Linked DNA regions of Homo sapiens: region 2 is linked to region 1. A link is an interaction called in ENCODE POLR2A ChIA-PET data of the cell type or tissue named here. Cell type or tissue: A673. All regions are shown on one strand.

The links. ChIA-PET counts read pairs that join two places held together with the same protein. Peaks named below come from ENCODE experiments on the same cell type or tissue, not always from the same donor. Only the 100,000 strongest peaks of a DNase experiment are listed, where the experiment ranks them.
Region 2: POLR2A ChIA-PET joins it to region 1 with 11 read pairs; 4 of 35 experiments call an interaction of 5 or more read pairs at or near these places.

The regions. Positions count from the first base shown.
Region 1 is chr11:86,988,148-86,996,147 of GRCh38, reverse strand. All of the region lies in intron 2 of FZD4-DT (FZD4 divergent transcript), which reads right to left. Among named protein-coding and RNA genes, the nearest start is that of FZD4-DT, 37 kb to the right of the region's middle. In A673, a CTCF peak has its summit at 655 (motif pointing left); DNase peaks (open chromatin) are centred at 617, 2,487, 4,637, 5,397 and 3 weaker places; H3K4me3 peaks cover 1,800 bases; H3K27ac peaks cover 5,482 bases.
Region 2 is chr11:87,191,232-87,199,231 of GRCh38, reverse strand. All of the region lies in intron 5 of TMEM135 (transmembrane protein 135), which reads right to left. Among named protein-coding and RNA genes, the nearest start is that of TMEM135, 160 kb to the right of the region's middle. RefSeq lists a silencer at 2,398-2,598. In A673, no CTCF peak of the experiment used is centred here; DNase peaks (open chromatin) are centred at 2,591, 3,611, 4,031 and 4,451; H3K4me3 peaks cover 1,729 bases; H3K27ac peaks cover 7,963 bases.

The DNA.
Region 1 (8,000 bases):
GTGAGCCACCGCGCCTGGCACACCTGGCTAATTTTTTTTTTTTTTTTTTCCTGAGACAGGGCCTTGCTCTGTCACCAGGCTGGAGTGCACTGGCGCGATCTTGGCTCACTGCAACCTCCGCCTCCTGGGTTCAAGTCATTCTCTTGCCTCAGCCTCTCGAGTAGCTGGGATTACAGGCGCCCACCACCACGCCTAGCTAATTTTTGTATTTTTAGTGGAGACGAGGTTTCACCATGTTGGCCAGGATGGTCTTGATCACCTAAACTCATGATCCGCCCGCCTCGGCCTCCCAAAATGCTGGGATTACAGGCGTGAGCCACCGCACCCAGCCACACCTGGCTAATTTTTGTATTTTTAGTAGAGACAGTTTTGCCATGTTGGCCAGGCTGGTCTCAAACTCCTGGCCTCATGTGATCCACCCATCTAAGCCTCCCAAAGTGCTGGTATTACAAGCATGGGCCACCGTGCCTGGCCTCTCTCAATTCTGCCTCTAATGTGGATGTGATATCTGGAGCTACTGTAGCCATCTTGCAATTATGAGACATGAACAAAGCTAAATGTTAACTTGCTAAGGATAGTAATGCAGACAGAGATTAGTTTTTCAATGTCGTCACTGAGAAGCTGCATCAATATCAGCACCACCTAGTGGACTACTCCCATAAATTTTAATCCACTGCAGTCAGATTTTCTGCATTTTCCAGCCAGATCTATCACCAAATAATTTTAATATATCACAGGCTTATTGTGAATATTCACTGAAGTTAATATACAAATCATGTGGCATATAGCAGATCCTCAATAAATGATGGTTCTCTTCACATCTCATTTCACAGAAAATTGCTATCATTCCCGTTATGGTGAGTATTAACATTTTGCACAAGCTCCTTTTAAGAATAAGTCCCCCAGCTGGGCCGGGCGCAGTGGCTGATACCTGCAATCCCAGCACTTTGGGAGGCTCATGGATCACAAGGTCAAGAGATTGAGACCATCCTGGACAACGTGGTGAAACCCTGTCTCTGCTAAAACTACAAAAATTAGCTGGGCATGGTGGTGCCTGTAGTCCCAGCTACTTGGGACACTGAGGCAGGAGAATTGCTTGAACCCGGGAGGTGGAGGATGCAGTGAGGCGAGAGTGCACCACTGCACTCCAGCCTGGCAACAGAGCGAGACTCCATCTAAAAAGAAAAAAACAAAGAGTAAGTCCCTCAGCTGGAATATTTTTTAAGGGTTATCTCTAGTTTCACTCTAATTTTAAGTTTATTTATTTATTTTATTATTATTATTATTATTTTGAGTCAGAGTGTCACACTGTGGCCCACCTAGAGTGCAGTGGCATGATCTCGGCTCACTGTAACCTCTGCCTCACAGGTTCAAGGGGTTCTCCTGCCTCAGCCTCCCAAGTAGCTGGGATTACAGGCGCATGGCACCCCACCTGGCTATTTTTTTTTTTTTTTCCGAGACAGAGTCTTGCTCTGTTGCCCAAGCTGGAATGCAGTGGCCTGATCTCGGCTCACTGCAAACTTCGCCTCCTGCGTTCAAGCGATTCTCCTGCCTCAGCCTCCCAAGTAGCTGGGATTACAGGCCTGCGCCACCATGCCCAGCTAATTTTTGTATTTTTAGTAGAGACGGGGTTTCACCACGTTGGCCAGGCTGGTCTCGAACTCCTGACCTTGTAATCCGCCTGCCTTGGCCTCCCAAAGTGTTGGGATTACAGGTGTGAGCCACCACACCTGGCCTGATTTTAAGTTTCTAAGACCTCAGAAAGACTAGGAAAGGGAAGGAATAGAAATAATTCTAGTTTAGCAGGAGCCTGAGTATGAAAAGATCAGAGGTGATCGTCAAGCAAATTGGAGATAACACACTCTCTCTAGTAACTACTAATGAAAGTCTCCTTCTGCATTCCCTTTCTGGGTTGCTTGCCATGGTTTCTCATGCCTGCCTAAGACTGACTTCAGGCGTGAAGATAAATGTATGTATGTATATGTACTTACTAATGCAAAAAAGGATTATACCATTAAATCAACTACTGTCAAATTACCACATTTCATCACATATAGGCTATAATTATGGCAAGTCTAAGCTAATCTTTTTTTCCTGCTTCCCACAATAATCTAGCTTCGTCTACTTCCCTACTACTTATATACTAATATATACTTATATACTAATGTATATGCCAACATATACATAATAAACTGAATTTTTGAAGGGATATTTTCATGAACATATTATAGAAATAACCATTTGGGGGCCACTTTAATTAGCCTCAGTAAGATTTAAGCTACCTATTGCAAAAAAAAATTATATTGTGTGTCTGGAAAATGTTTTTAAAATTCACCTAATGTTTGAACTATTGATTCATTAGTTCTCTAAGAAGAATATTTTCTCTTCATGTAAATTGGTGGACGGACAGATAGGCGGGCCATTAGAAATAGGAAAGGATAATGTGAACAATGAGCAGCAGTGATTGGCTGTCTCTTTGTCTTGGCCTGGCTTTGTGAGAATTATTCAAATTCTCTGTTGCAGCTATTCAGATCTGCTGCTGTAATGTGAAAGCAGCCACAAACGATATGAAAGGAAATGCACATGGATGTGTTTCAGTAAAATCTACTTTAAAAAATCAGGTGGTGCTCCAGATTTGCTTCATGGTCATAGTTTTCCCGTCGTTTCACTGGACTATACACACTGGGATATAGTCCGGGAGGGCCTCTTGGAATAACAACAGCCATTCTGCTACCAGCCTGAGGATGGAGAAAGATAGGTACAGATAAAGAAAAGAGCTGGTTCCTTCACAGAAGCTTCTAATCCTGATGCATCTAGAACTCACCCTCACTTTGTGCTTCTTATCTTGGGAGATATGAGATTTCCTCTTCATTTACATCTGTTGGGCTTTTCTTTTACTTGTAGCCAAGGGCACCCTTGCTGCCATATGTCCCTAAGAGGAAATACTCTCGCTTGTCTATTTCCTCACTTGCTTGCCGTGGAATGGTAAATGTACTAAAGGCTGGTAGCAGTAGGATAAAAAAGGAAGAAAATAAATGCCTCCTTACTGCAGACTTCCTGGAGCAAGGATTCATTTGAATTTAGTAAACTTGAAAATCCTTCTAGAATTGCGACACTGTGGAATACTCTGAACTATCACTGATCAGCTACAGTAGTGTTTAAAGAGGTTTAAAGATGATTTGGAAAGATGCGGATATTTTATTGCACCTTGCCATGATTATTTATAAAAAAAACAAGAGAGAAACTGTCCTCAGCCATGTTTAGTTTCTATTATATTTCTTTGGCAGTCCTAGGCTATGATTGTTCCTATTTTTGCTTTATGAATGTAATAACCTCTAAAATGCCTCCTAGTATGCCTATTAGATCTTGTTCCCTTGTTTAGTGGACTAACTTCCCTGAGCCATTCATCTGTACTTTCATTTGTCTCTTATCGCTTCATGTGTAAAAATTTTATCTCTACCAATTTAGACAGAAACTCTTTTATAGCAGGAAACATTTCATAGATCTCACAGAATTGGGCACTTAACAGATATCCAACATACACATTATTAACTGAATTTTTTTTTTTTCGAGATGGAGTCTTGCTGTGTTGCCCAGGCTGGAGTACAGTGGCGTGATCTCAGCTCACTGCAACCTCTACCTCCCAGGCTCAAGCAATTCTCCTGCCTCAGCCTCCCAAGGAACTGGGATTACAGGCACATGCCACCACACCTGGCTAATTTTTGTATCTGTAGTAGAGATAGGGTTTCACCATGTTAGCCAGGCTGGTCTCAAACTCTTGACCTCAAGTGATCCGCCCACCTTGGCCTCCCAAAGTGTTGGGATTACAGGCGTGAGCCACCATGCCTGGCCTTAACTGAATTTTTGAAGGGGTATTTTCATGAACATATTATAGAAATAACAGTTTGGGGCCATTTTAATCAGCCTCAGTCTGATTTAAGCTACCTATTGCAAAAAAATTATATTGTGTGTCTGGAAAATGTTTTAAAAATTAACCTAATGTTTGAATTATTGATTCATTAGTTCTCTAAGGAGAATATTTTCTTTACATTGAAACTTGTACAGTATGAACCTGTGCCATGGAAACCCATTCTAGCATGCAGTTGTTACAATCAACAAACCACAACATATACAGATTTACTTACTTTCTTTTTTTGAAATACACAAAACATTCATTGTTATGTATAAATATCAGAGATTGGCCTGTAACTTTGAGGCAGTTTTCAAACACAGTTGGGCAAAATCATAAAAGTAGTAGGGAAGGCTGGGTGCAATGACTTACACCTGTAATCCCTGAACCTTGGGAGGCCCAAGCGGGTCAATCACTTGAGGTCAGGAGTTTGAGACCAGCCTGGCCAACGTGGTGAAACCCTGTCTCTACTAAAAATACAAAAATTAGCTGGGCATGACGGCACACACCTGTAATCCCAGCTATTTGGGAGGCTGAGGCAGGAGAATCACTTGAATCTGGGAGGTGGAGGCTGCAGTGAGCCAAGATCGTGCACTCCGCCTGGACAACAAGCTGTGACTCGGTCTCGAAAAAAAAAAAAAAAAAAGTAGTAGAGAAGTAGACAAAACTAGATTATTGTGGGAAGCAGGAAAAAAAAGATTAGTCTAGTTTAGACTTGCCTTAATTATAGTCTATATGTGATGAAATGTGGTAATTTGACACTAGTTGATTTAATGGTATAATCCTTTTTTGCACTAGTAAATCACCACAAATTGCCTTTTATACAAATTATGTTACAAGAAGTATAATTCTATTTGAGAGATTGCTTAAACAAAGGGGGTGGAATTTTAAAGGTGGGCTTTAAAAAGCAGAAACTTTCTTTTCCTCTTAAAAACTGGAATTCCTACAGACTCTAAGCGTCTTTTTAGAAAAAAATACAGGTGTATTTTCCTAGAAACTAAAAACTATGCATAACCCCAAAAGTCCAAAGATAATCACTGCACACATTTTGGAGCAGTTCCTTCTAGTTTTTCGTTCTCTCTCTCTCTTTCATGGAAAAAGACAGATTTATTTTAATATCTATGGTTAGATCATATTGTACATCATAAACATTTTCCCAGATCAGTAAGAACTTTTTGTTAAGTTTTGTGCATTATCTTTTATTTTAGTCATTTTTCAGTATATTATATCCTCCCTCTCCATTTTAGTTTAAAAGATAAACTCATGGTATGTAAAGAGATTTTTCAAGTAAAAATCATTCATAATCCTATTATTCTAGTATAACTATTTCCATTTTTCCTACTCTTTCCCTTTCAGAGCTAATGCTATTACACGACAAATATGCCTCAATTTAACCACGGAATTCTTTTTTCAGAGAGCACCTTATGATGGTGGTTCATGAAATGTTGATCCTAGATCAGCAGGAGCAGCAGCATCATCACTTAGGAATTTGTTAAAATGCAAATTCTCAGGCTCCTACTGAATCCAGAAACCGGGGAGGGAGGAGAGACAGAAATGTGTGTGTGTGTGTGTGTGTGTGTGTGTACAAGCTATGAAGCAATTCTGACACACATTGAAGTTTGAGAACTATTGTCTTATGGAATCAACAATTTGCAGATCATTCTTTGGGAAGCAGTCTGCAAAAGTGCCTTTCTGACCAGTCTCTATATTTCCTGGAAGGTTTTAGATAAAAACCGCTGGCTGCCTCTATTCCCTCAAGGGTAGAATAAGGATATATTAGCTACCTTCCAAGATAAGGATTAAATACAATAATTAGTAAAAGTGTTCTGTAAACTATAAGTAGTGAAATGGTATATAGATAGAGTTATTGTAATGGTGACCCTGAGTCTAAGCTGACAGACTTATATTACTAAGCTCTGGGGAAAGCCAAGTGGAATGTGGACACAGATGGTTCTTAACTTTCACACAGTCAACTTTTATACAGCCCGATTTTCACACATTACACATGCCACCCCTAAAATGCCTTTCCAACACCAAATCTGGAATTTCATACACTTGCAGTTTAATGAGCAATTTGAGGTATCCCATGGCTGCACCACCTGCCAGCCCACAGCCCTACTTTGGCAGGGCCACATCTTTTTCTGTTCAGCAGTTTTTGTCCATATTTTATTGCATCTTGCCATGATTATTTATAAAGAAAACAGGAGAGAAACTGTCCTCAGTCATGTTTAGTTTCTATTACATTTCTTTGGCAGTCTTAGGCTATGATTGTTCCTATTTTTATGAACATGATAGCCTCTCAAATATCTCCTAGTACACAAATTAGTATTTCTTGCAAGTTCACTGCTCTCTGAGACATCTCTGCTTCCTCTGGTCAGTTTGTCCTTTCTCCTTCTTAATCTTGATGTCTGTCTGGTGATCGCTAGTTGTCTGTTTGGATTTTAGGTATCTGGCATGGGCTTCCTCTGCAGCTACTCAGACTTGTTTTTCCCAACAGGTCTCTCCCCTAAAAGAAAGTGTGGCTGTGGCTGTGTGTAAGTGGATGGGGCTTGATCAAAAGATGTCACTTTAGGGAGCATGGGCATGGGGCAGACAAGCAGGCTGAAGACCCTTTGCCTTCCCTACCTCATTACTAGAATAAGTAGGGTTTTACTTTGGCATGGGAAGACTTCAATACATTTTTTTCCTAAGCAAAGATAACATAGTTTTTATTTCTCCTGGGTCTATTTTGGAAGTGTCTATTTGTCTTTCTCAGCTCTCTATCCCCATACAACATTATCCCTCCAAATAGGAAGTTTACATTATTTGGAGGGGTAGTCTCTTGGGGTTTTAACCCAGGGTCCAGGGCTGCTGCGGCTGCTGGCTACTCAGTGGTGGTGGTAATGGGGGATCCGGGACATGACTGGCTTTGCTGCTCCCGGATGCAGGTCTGTAATTAATTATCCTGACACTTGTCTCAGGACCCCCTTCTGCTTTTGACTTGTAGTCACCCTGACTCTGAGCTATCGATCTCTCTAGAACAGTAGCTCTCTAAGTATAGTGCCTGAACTAGCAGCATCAGCAGCACCTCGGAACTTGTTAAAAAGGCAAATTGTTTATCCAGAATAATGCTGATAAACATTTGGTTGTTTCTAGATTTTTGACTATTATAAGTAACGCTTCTGTGAACATTCTTACACAGATGTTTTTATGAATATTATCTTTTCATTTCGTAAATTCCTAAAAGTAGAATTGCAGGACAAACTCAATCTAATCCAATCCCAAAATTCTACATAATTATGATCCACTGATGGTACAGTGTTATGAATTTATTGTTTTTATGGTTGCCAGATAAAATATAGCATGTCCAAAATAGTGCATTTGGGACATACTTATACTAAACAATTGTCTGTTGTCTATCTGAATTCGAATTTAACTGAGCGTGTCCAGTATTGTTTTAATTTTTGCTAAGTCTGTCAACCCTAAATCTTTTTAAAATTTTCATTTATGTTAATTTAAGGGCTTTGGAGGGTGGGAAAAGCAAGATTGACTTGCATAATCATTTCATCACCTCGATCCAAGAAAGAAATTTGGTAAAGGCTGATAAGCCATTTCAGTTAGCATCATAATTTATTGATCAGTCCACTCATTTCCCTGCAAAATACCTTGCCCAAGCCAGTGAAACATCACCATCAGAAAGTCCTCCTTCCTAACACTAAATCAATGTCTTATGTCAACAAAATGTCACATAAGTTGGCTAACAGCCAGAATTTGAGGTAAGAAATTACTTTAGGTCAGTAATTTTATTGTCTGTATTCAATGTTTGTCTTTTGAACATTTTTAATAATCACATATATATTGTATAAGACTCGGGTTTCTATTTTTAATTCAAGATTAAAATATTTATAATATATAATAGGGAATTTATATTATTTTTAGCTCTTGGGGATAAAATTCCTCACATAACATGTGAAGTTATTGCTTGATTTTTATATATTACACTTTTCATTTATATTTTCAGGGCCTCATTAAACAGAAAAATAGAACTGCCTCCAAAAAGATGTAATGGGAAGAAAAAAATTTAGGTGTAACCATTATACCCTTGAGTTAG
Region 2 (8,000 bases), 200 kb before region 1:
AGTTCCACCATGCCCAGCTAATTTTTGTATTTTTAGTAGCGACAGGGTTTCACCATGTTGGCCAGGCTGGTCTGGAACTCCTGACCTCATGATCTGTCTGCCTCGGCCTCCCGAAGTGCTGAGATTACAGATGTGAGCCACAGCGATAACTACTCATAATACAAGGTGTCTGTACTAGGTTTCCAATTCAGAGTATAACAAATATTTTCTAAAGCTAAGATGCTCCTTTCTGTAAATTTCCATGGCATTTTGTACATAATTCTATTATAGCACTGCATAGATTTAAAATATAAGCCTCTTGAGAGCAGGAAAATCCCTAGTGCCTAGCAAAATAAAAAAAGACATAGAAGACAATATTTGTTTGCTGAATTTATAAAACTAGGAACTCAGTCAAACGTTCTTCATTTCTAAGCATCTTTTTAAACTGTTGTTTCTATTATTTATACTTGTCTCTAACACCTGGTATAGTGCCTTTACATGGTACATGTTGAATCATCACTTGCTCATCCATTGCAAAAAAAAAAGAAAAGAGAGGGAGGGAAGAAATTGGAGGAAGTAAGAGAGGGAAGGAGGAAACAGGGAAAAGAGAAGAGAGGGAGAGGAGAGAAAGAGGAGATGGAAAGGAAGAGGAAGCAAGGAGAATGAGAGAGAGGGGAGCGGAGAGGGGAGGGGAGAGGGGAGGGAGGAGGGAAGGGAGGAGTGGGGGAGAAACAGAGCGGGGAGGAGAGGGAAGGAAAAACCAACTAACAAAAAACAACCTCAGACAACAGACATTTTCAGCTCAGGAAGTACCCTTATTAACTTTTTTGTTGCTGACTTTGTTTTGTTCTGTTTTGTTTTTCCCTAGAATACTCTAAGGGTTTTGAAGGGTTTCCAAGGATCCTGCTCTTGGAATACCAAAACCCTCCATCCAAAAACAACAGATCTGAAAGAGGTATCCTAATACAAATGTGTAGTAAAATAAATTGTAAAACGGATTTTGACATACATTCTTACTCAAATATGGGAACTAAAAAACTTTAATCTCATGTACATAAAGAATAGAACTGAGGAGGATGGTTGGGAGGATGTTTGATAACAGACTAGTGTGACTATATTTAGCAACAGTATTATGTATATTTAAAAATAACAAGAAGAGAGGGCTTGAAATGACACCAACACATAAAAATGATAAACACTCAAGGTGATGGATACCCCAAATATTCTGACTTGATCATTACGTGTAAGAAATACTCACATGTAGCCCATAAAGATTTACAACTATTATGTACCTAAAAAAATAAAAATAAAAAAGTATCCAAAAACTAAAAATAAAAATAGATAAATATTTTCTAAATGGATTTTGAGATGGAATTAATTTAACTGTTTTCCCAATAAATAAAATATACATTTTCTTCTCTGATAACATACAAATAAAAAAAACTTTTTAGTAACTTTTTCATTCTAAGTAGCATTGCATTTATATGATATCCCTAATAAGTGAATTTGCAAAACATACATCAAATAATTAAATATGAAATTAGGATTTAAACTTAGACTCATGCCAACGCATAGCCTCAAGTGACATTTTTTTTTTGCTAAGCTACACATAAAACCACACTGGCCATAAGTAAACCATGACAATAATAAAAAAACTACCAATTTTAACAGAATTGGAAAGTCCCATCATAAAGAAATCTATCAATAGAAGAAATTTAGCAAATTGCACTTAGTAACTTCAGACACAATTCTGTATCTAATGTCAAATTACAGGTTACCATCTCCTTTCTAGATTCTGATATACAAATATTTAGGCATCCAATAGCTTAAGATGCTTCCTGTTTTATGGGACAACACAAAGGAATTTAGTGTTTTTCCATTTATACTACTTCATAACTCTGTATGAGAGTCTGATACGTTTTACCCTTTATGCCGAATTAGAATTTCTTGCATTAAATTAAAAGAATATGTACTCGTCCAGCTATTGCACCTTCTGTTTATATCAGGAAACTTCTAAACATAATAGAATTATGTACAAAATGCCATGGAAATTTACAGAAAGGAGCATCTTAGCCTTAGAAAATATTTGTTATACTCTGAATTGGAAACCTAGTACAGACATCTTGTATTTTTTTCTAAAGAAAAAAAGTAAAAATTTTAATGCTGTTTGTCTAAAGACAAAAATAGCCTACATCTGAATTTCCTTTATTTTGGTACTATAAGTTTTGCTAATTTTTTTTCATTAGGAGAAATGTAACTATGTTTCATCAGTATCTCACCAATGCTCTAAATTGCTAGTTTATAAACACCAATATTTAACATCAGCAAAGGTTAAGAGATCCAAAATACGTATCCATTCTTAAAGTAATTTAAATTCAATTTTGGATAGTAACTTTTTAAAAAATTCTAAATACTTTTACAAGCCACTAAACATACACAGTGGATTATCCCACTTGGAAGATTATGCGTTAAAGTCTGAAAGTTCATGTTTTCATTGAAAATTTCACTGGCTCTGGTCTCTATCTTATCAGAAAGTCAGGAAATTCTGAATAAGTGGCTAGAATGTACATAAGTATATTTGAAGTCTACTTCCTGACAACTCCAAAAAGATCTTCCTGTAAAACTAAGCCTCAATTTCAGGTTCCCCCCATCAAATTCCCTAAAAATAATATTCCCCACTATAAACAAGAGAAAAAGAAAACAGTCTACTGCCAGGCATCTAAGCCTGATGTAGAAAAATGACAACAATTTTTAGGACCAAAAGATTTGCATATCCTAAAATAAACATGTAAATTTTTGGAACTTGATCACTTTTTAATAGTATTTCCTCAGCATCTGTGCCAAACTAAGTTAATTTCTTAGAAATTTTTTTTAAAATGTGTTAAATGATACTGTAACCTTAATAATCTTCATTTTTATTTTAAGCATATCAAATTAAAATATGAATATACCTGCAATATTTAATCAAATATTTAAGTTCAGAATTTGCAGACATTTCACCATTGCAAAGGATGATGAGTGTTACAATTCACTTTTTAGCACAAAATCCTAAAATATTTCCCCCAAAATCTGTCACAAATATTGTTCCAACATAATTTTACTCTCTCACTCAAATTATAAAGGAACATTTTAAAAACTGGTTTGTTTTCTTGGGTAATAATTCCAGCAAACAAAATGGTATCATTCCATACAAGTTTATAACTGCCATAAAATAGTCTCGCACAGATACTATGTAAAATTTTGGAACTTGATCACTTTTTAATAGTATTTCCTCAGCATCTGTGTCAAACTAAGTTAATGGTATCATTCCATACAAGTTTATAACTGCCATAAAATAGTCTCGAACAGATACTACATACTGTTTTTAAAAAACCACCATAAACTATTACCCAAATGCTTTTCTTTAAATGTCTTCAAATTTTACTCATTATTAATAACATCGAACATCAACATTGACAGGCACACCCTAAGCAACTGTAGGATGAAAATAACAGGCATGCAAAAACAATTTTTACTCGTGTGAAGTAAGAAAATGACTTTTTCGTCTGGGCACAGTGGCTCATGCCTGTAATCCCAACGCTTTGGGAGGCGGAGGCTGGCAGATTGCCTGAGGTTGGGAGTTCGAGAACAGCCTGACCAACATGGAGAAACCCCGTCTTTACTAAAAATACAAAATTAGCCAGCTGTAATCCCAGCTACTCGACTGGCTGAGGCAGGAGAACCGCTTGAACCCGGGAGGTGGAGATTGCGGCGAGCTGAGATCATGCCATTGCACTCCAGCCTGGACAACAAGAGTAAAACTCCGTCTCAAAAACAAGAGAGAAAGAAAGAAAGAGAGAAACAGAGAGAGAGAGAGAGAGAAGGAAGGAAGGAAGGAAGGAAGGAAGGAAGGAAGGAAGGAAGGAAGGAAGGAAGGAAGGAAGGAAGGAAGGAAGGAAAGAGAAAGAAAGAGAAAATGACTTTTTCAATTATACAAATTAAAATTCATCATTCTTGTCAGAATCATATTTTAAAAAAAGAAAAAGAAGACAGGGGAGAAGGAAAGAAAGACATTTGACAGTAAATAAATTACCTAAATTTGGATGGTTGGATTTGCATTCGATGTCTTGCAAAGAATACTCATGTTTCTTGGTAAAACAAACATAATTCAGATTTTAATAAGCTTCCTTCAGATAACACATAAAGAAGACTAAATTTTTAATGTATGTTTCACACTTTAAATAAAAGGCATGCTTTGTTTCTAAAAAGTAAAATGTATAATGCTGATATGGTTTTAAAATTTAAAAAGTTAGAAACAAGCATTCATTAAGTAACATATATGCATCATTTTAGTAAGAAAATATAATTCATCCATTTATGAGTTTATGTAAAAGATAACCTCATGACACAGTATCAAGAAATTAGCAAGATACCTATAATTTCCTTTAAAAAAATGCCACAACATTGACTTTCACGAGAGCTCTAAGTACACTGGATTTAGTTAGGTTTTCCCTTCTCTATTTCCATACTTACAGCAACTACTGACTTCAAAGAGAATTATGGAAGATGAACAGAGAATATGAAGAGCAACAGGAATCTTGTTCAATATAATAAATTAGGAACAAGAAGGCAAAAATTTTAACCAGAGTTTTTATGGGTGCTTTAATTTGTATATTTTATGATAACCAAGTTTTCCACTGTATATACACATACATACAAATACACAACACACACACACATACACAGGTATTATTATTCTTTAAGAAGGTGGAACTATAAAATGTAGAATAAACTATACTGTACAAGTAAATAGTAGTAAAGATCTGACACAGGATAGTACAAGAGAATTTCAAAAGTCTTTGCCCACTAAACGATTTGAGATTTTTTCATTTGCAGAATAGTATACAGTTAGCTGGACTAAAATACTGCAAACTTTAGCATAAGTAAGAGTGCTTTTTAAGTTCAACCACAGCTGCCAGTTGTCTTGTGGAGGTATTTTGTTGATTTTAAGAATACGTGCAAGAAACAGCAGCTTTCCCAGCACTTCAGTCAACAAAGATCTACATTTACCAATTTTTTTTTAACTTGTGCAGAAAATATGTTGTCTTTTGTGTGGAGCCACAGTTTCTTTTTCATTAAATGAAATGGAAGTAAAATCCATTAAAAGGCTTAAAATTCACACAGGAACAAACTCTTTTAAATGTGTTTAACTGATTCAAAACATTTTATGAAGATTTTAAAGAATAAACATGAATGTCATGAACATTACTACATTAATCTTCTCTGCTAGTAAGTGAAAAAAGCAAAGATAACAAGCCTATGGCTTACCACAAAAATTCTTTATCACAGTCCACAGCAATACTTCAATGCACACAAATTAAATAAATGTATTGTGTATCTACTGTATCCTAGCATGATCATAGGCCTATTAAAAAATTCAAAACAAGTATAATGTATGACTTCATATATACATACAAATATATATGTTTATATAATATATAATATAATATATAAGAATATATATGGTCTTTAAGTGAACAATTCAAGACTTAAATCTGAACCAACTAAAGAAAAAATTTAAAAAACCTAACTGAGTTCTTAATTCTTTATTTCTGATTACACATTGAAAAGAGAAGTCAGATATTCTTAATTACATAAGCCACAAAATCAAAAGCTTAACAATTATTCCCTGGGTACTTAGAAGAAATTAACAGTTATCCCCCCACCAAAAACAGTGATTTTCAATTCTCACTACCAAATTAAAGTAATTTCATATCTGGAGTCTCATCAATATTTAGCTCTTGGGAAAAATAAATGGGAAAATAAAACAGAAGAACCTGAAAATTTTGCAGATTACAAGGAAAATGGATAAAAATTAGCAGAGGCTAAACTAAATAACAATCTGTATCTTAATCTATATGAAAACTCTAGATTAAGTGATTTGATAAATTTGTCTTATAATTTTCAAGTATCTCCTAAATATTTCTTGAATCAGATCTCACCACCACTACACCCCCACTTAGAATCTGCTAGACACAAGCTCCTCAAGAGCAGGTACCTTGTTGTCTCCACTCCACTGCTGTGTATCACTCAGTCTTAACTTAATGATGGCCTATTATATATGATGAAAAAAGAAATGAATACACAAAAAATGACAATTTTTTTTTTTGAGATGGAGTCACCCAGGCTGGAGTGCAGTGGTGCAATCTCAGCTCACTGCAACCTTTGCCTCCCAGGTTCAAGTGATTCTCCTGCCTCAGCCTCCCAAGTAGCTTGGACTACAGGTGGGTGCCACCAGGCCTGGGTATTTTTTATATTTTTAGTAGAGACGGGGTTTTCCCATGTTGGCCAGGCTGGCCTTGAACTCCTGATCTCAAGTGATCTGCCCACCTTTGCCACTGAAAGTGCTGGAATTACAGGCGTGAGCCACCATGCCCGGCAAACCAAAATATTTATTAAAAGCAGTATACACGGCTCACCCACACATACAATCACATTCTTATAAATATGTAAACTGGTTTTATTAAAAATGAATTTGTACCAGCCTTTATAAACAGTAATAGATCTAGAAACAAAAATTCAAATTGTTTTATCAAATTACATGGAATAAAGCTTATTTCTCTTATTTATAAATAAAATAATAGCTGATATCTTCAAGTAGCACACACATTTCAAAAGAACATAGGCGGTTTTTTGAAAACTCTTACATTCACTCATATTTACCTAATTGCCTTCAAAAACAAGTTAAAACACAAACATGGGTAAAACAAGTTTACTTCTCTTTAAAGAACTGATAAACTTCTGATGTTTGCCTTTATATAACATACATAAATACGTAATTCATTTTATTCCTATTGACTTACAGCAAAAAAAAGAAACAATCTTCTGAATATAAATTTGTCTTTAAAATTTAACCTAAAAAATACTGAAATTGGTACCAGAAATGGCCTTAAGAAAGACAGACATCTACATAAATCAATTATAAAAGAAATAGAAGTGGCTCATGCCTGTAATCCCAGCACTTTGGGAGGCCAAGTTGGGCGGATCACGAAGTTAGGAGATCGACACCATCCTGGCCAACATGGTAAAACCCCGTCTCTACTAAAATACAAAAAAAAAAAAAAATTAGCTGGGCACGGTGGCACATGCCTGTAGTCCCAGCTACTCGGGAGGCTGAGGCAGGGGGATCGCTTGATCCCAGGAGGTGGAGGTTGCAGTAAGCCCAGATCGCGCCACTGCACTCCAGCCTGGAGCAAGACTCCATCTCGAAAAAAAAAAAAAAAAAAGAAAAGAAAAGAAAAGAAACAAAAGAAATAGAAAAACCAGTAATAGAGCTCTCAAAAAAATGCCCCACGTCCAGATGACTTCTCAGGAGAATGCTAGCATACTTTTTAAAAGTATAAACTCCCAATGCTACTTTAAAATTATTCCAAAAACATAGATAATAAGGAAAACTTCTAAGTTATGTCTTTAAAGTGAGTATATAACACTGATCCCCAAACCTAAAAACAAGGCAGTCAAAAAGAAACTACACAACACATATCAATTGTCAACACTGTTGCAAACAATTCCGAATAATAGACTCTAACAGGAAATGCTTAGAAATCATATATGATGATCATCGTGGTTTTAAAATATATCCCACAAATTCTTCACTTCTTCCTTCCAAAGGTAGTAGAATCTAATTCTTCCCTGCCCCAAAGTGTTGACTGTACTTAGTGAATCGCTCCTAATGAATAGAATGGTGGCTCACACTTGTAATCCCAGCACTTTGGGAGGCCGAGGCAGGCAGATCACGAGGTCAAGAGATCGAAACCATCCTGGCTAACACTGTGAAACTCTGTCTCTACTAAAAATACAAAAATATTAGCCGGGCGTGGTGGCGGGCACCTGTAGTCCCAGCTTCTCAGGAGGCTGAGGCAGGAGAATGGTGTGAACCCAGGAGGCGGAGCTTGCAGTGAGCCGAGATCGTGCCACTGCACTCCAGCCTGGGTGAAAGAGCGGGACTCTGTCTCAGAAAAAAAAAAAAATACTGCCAAAGT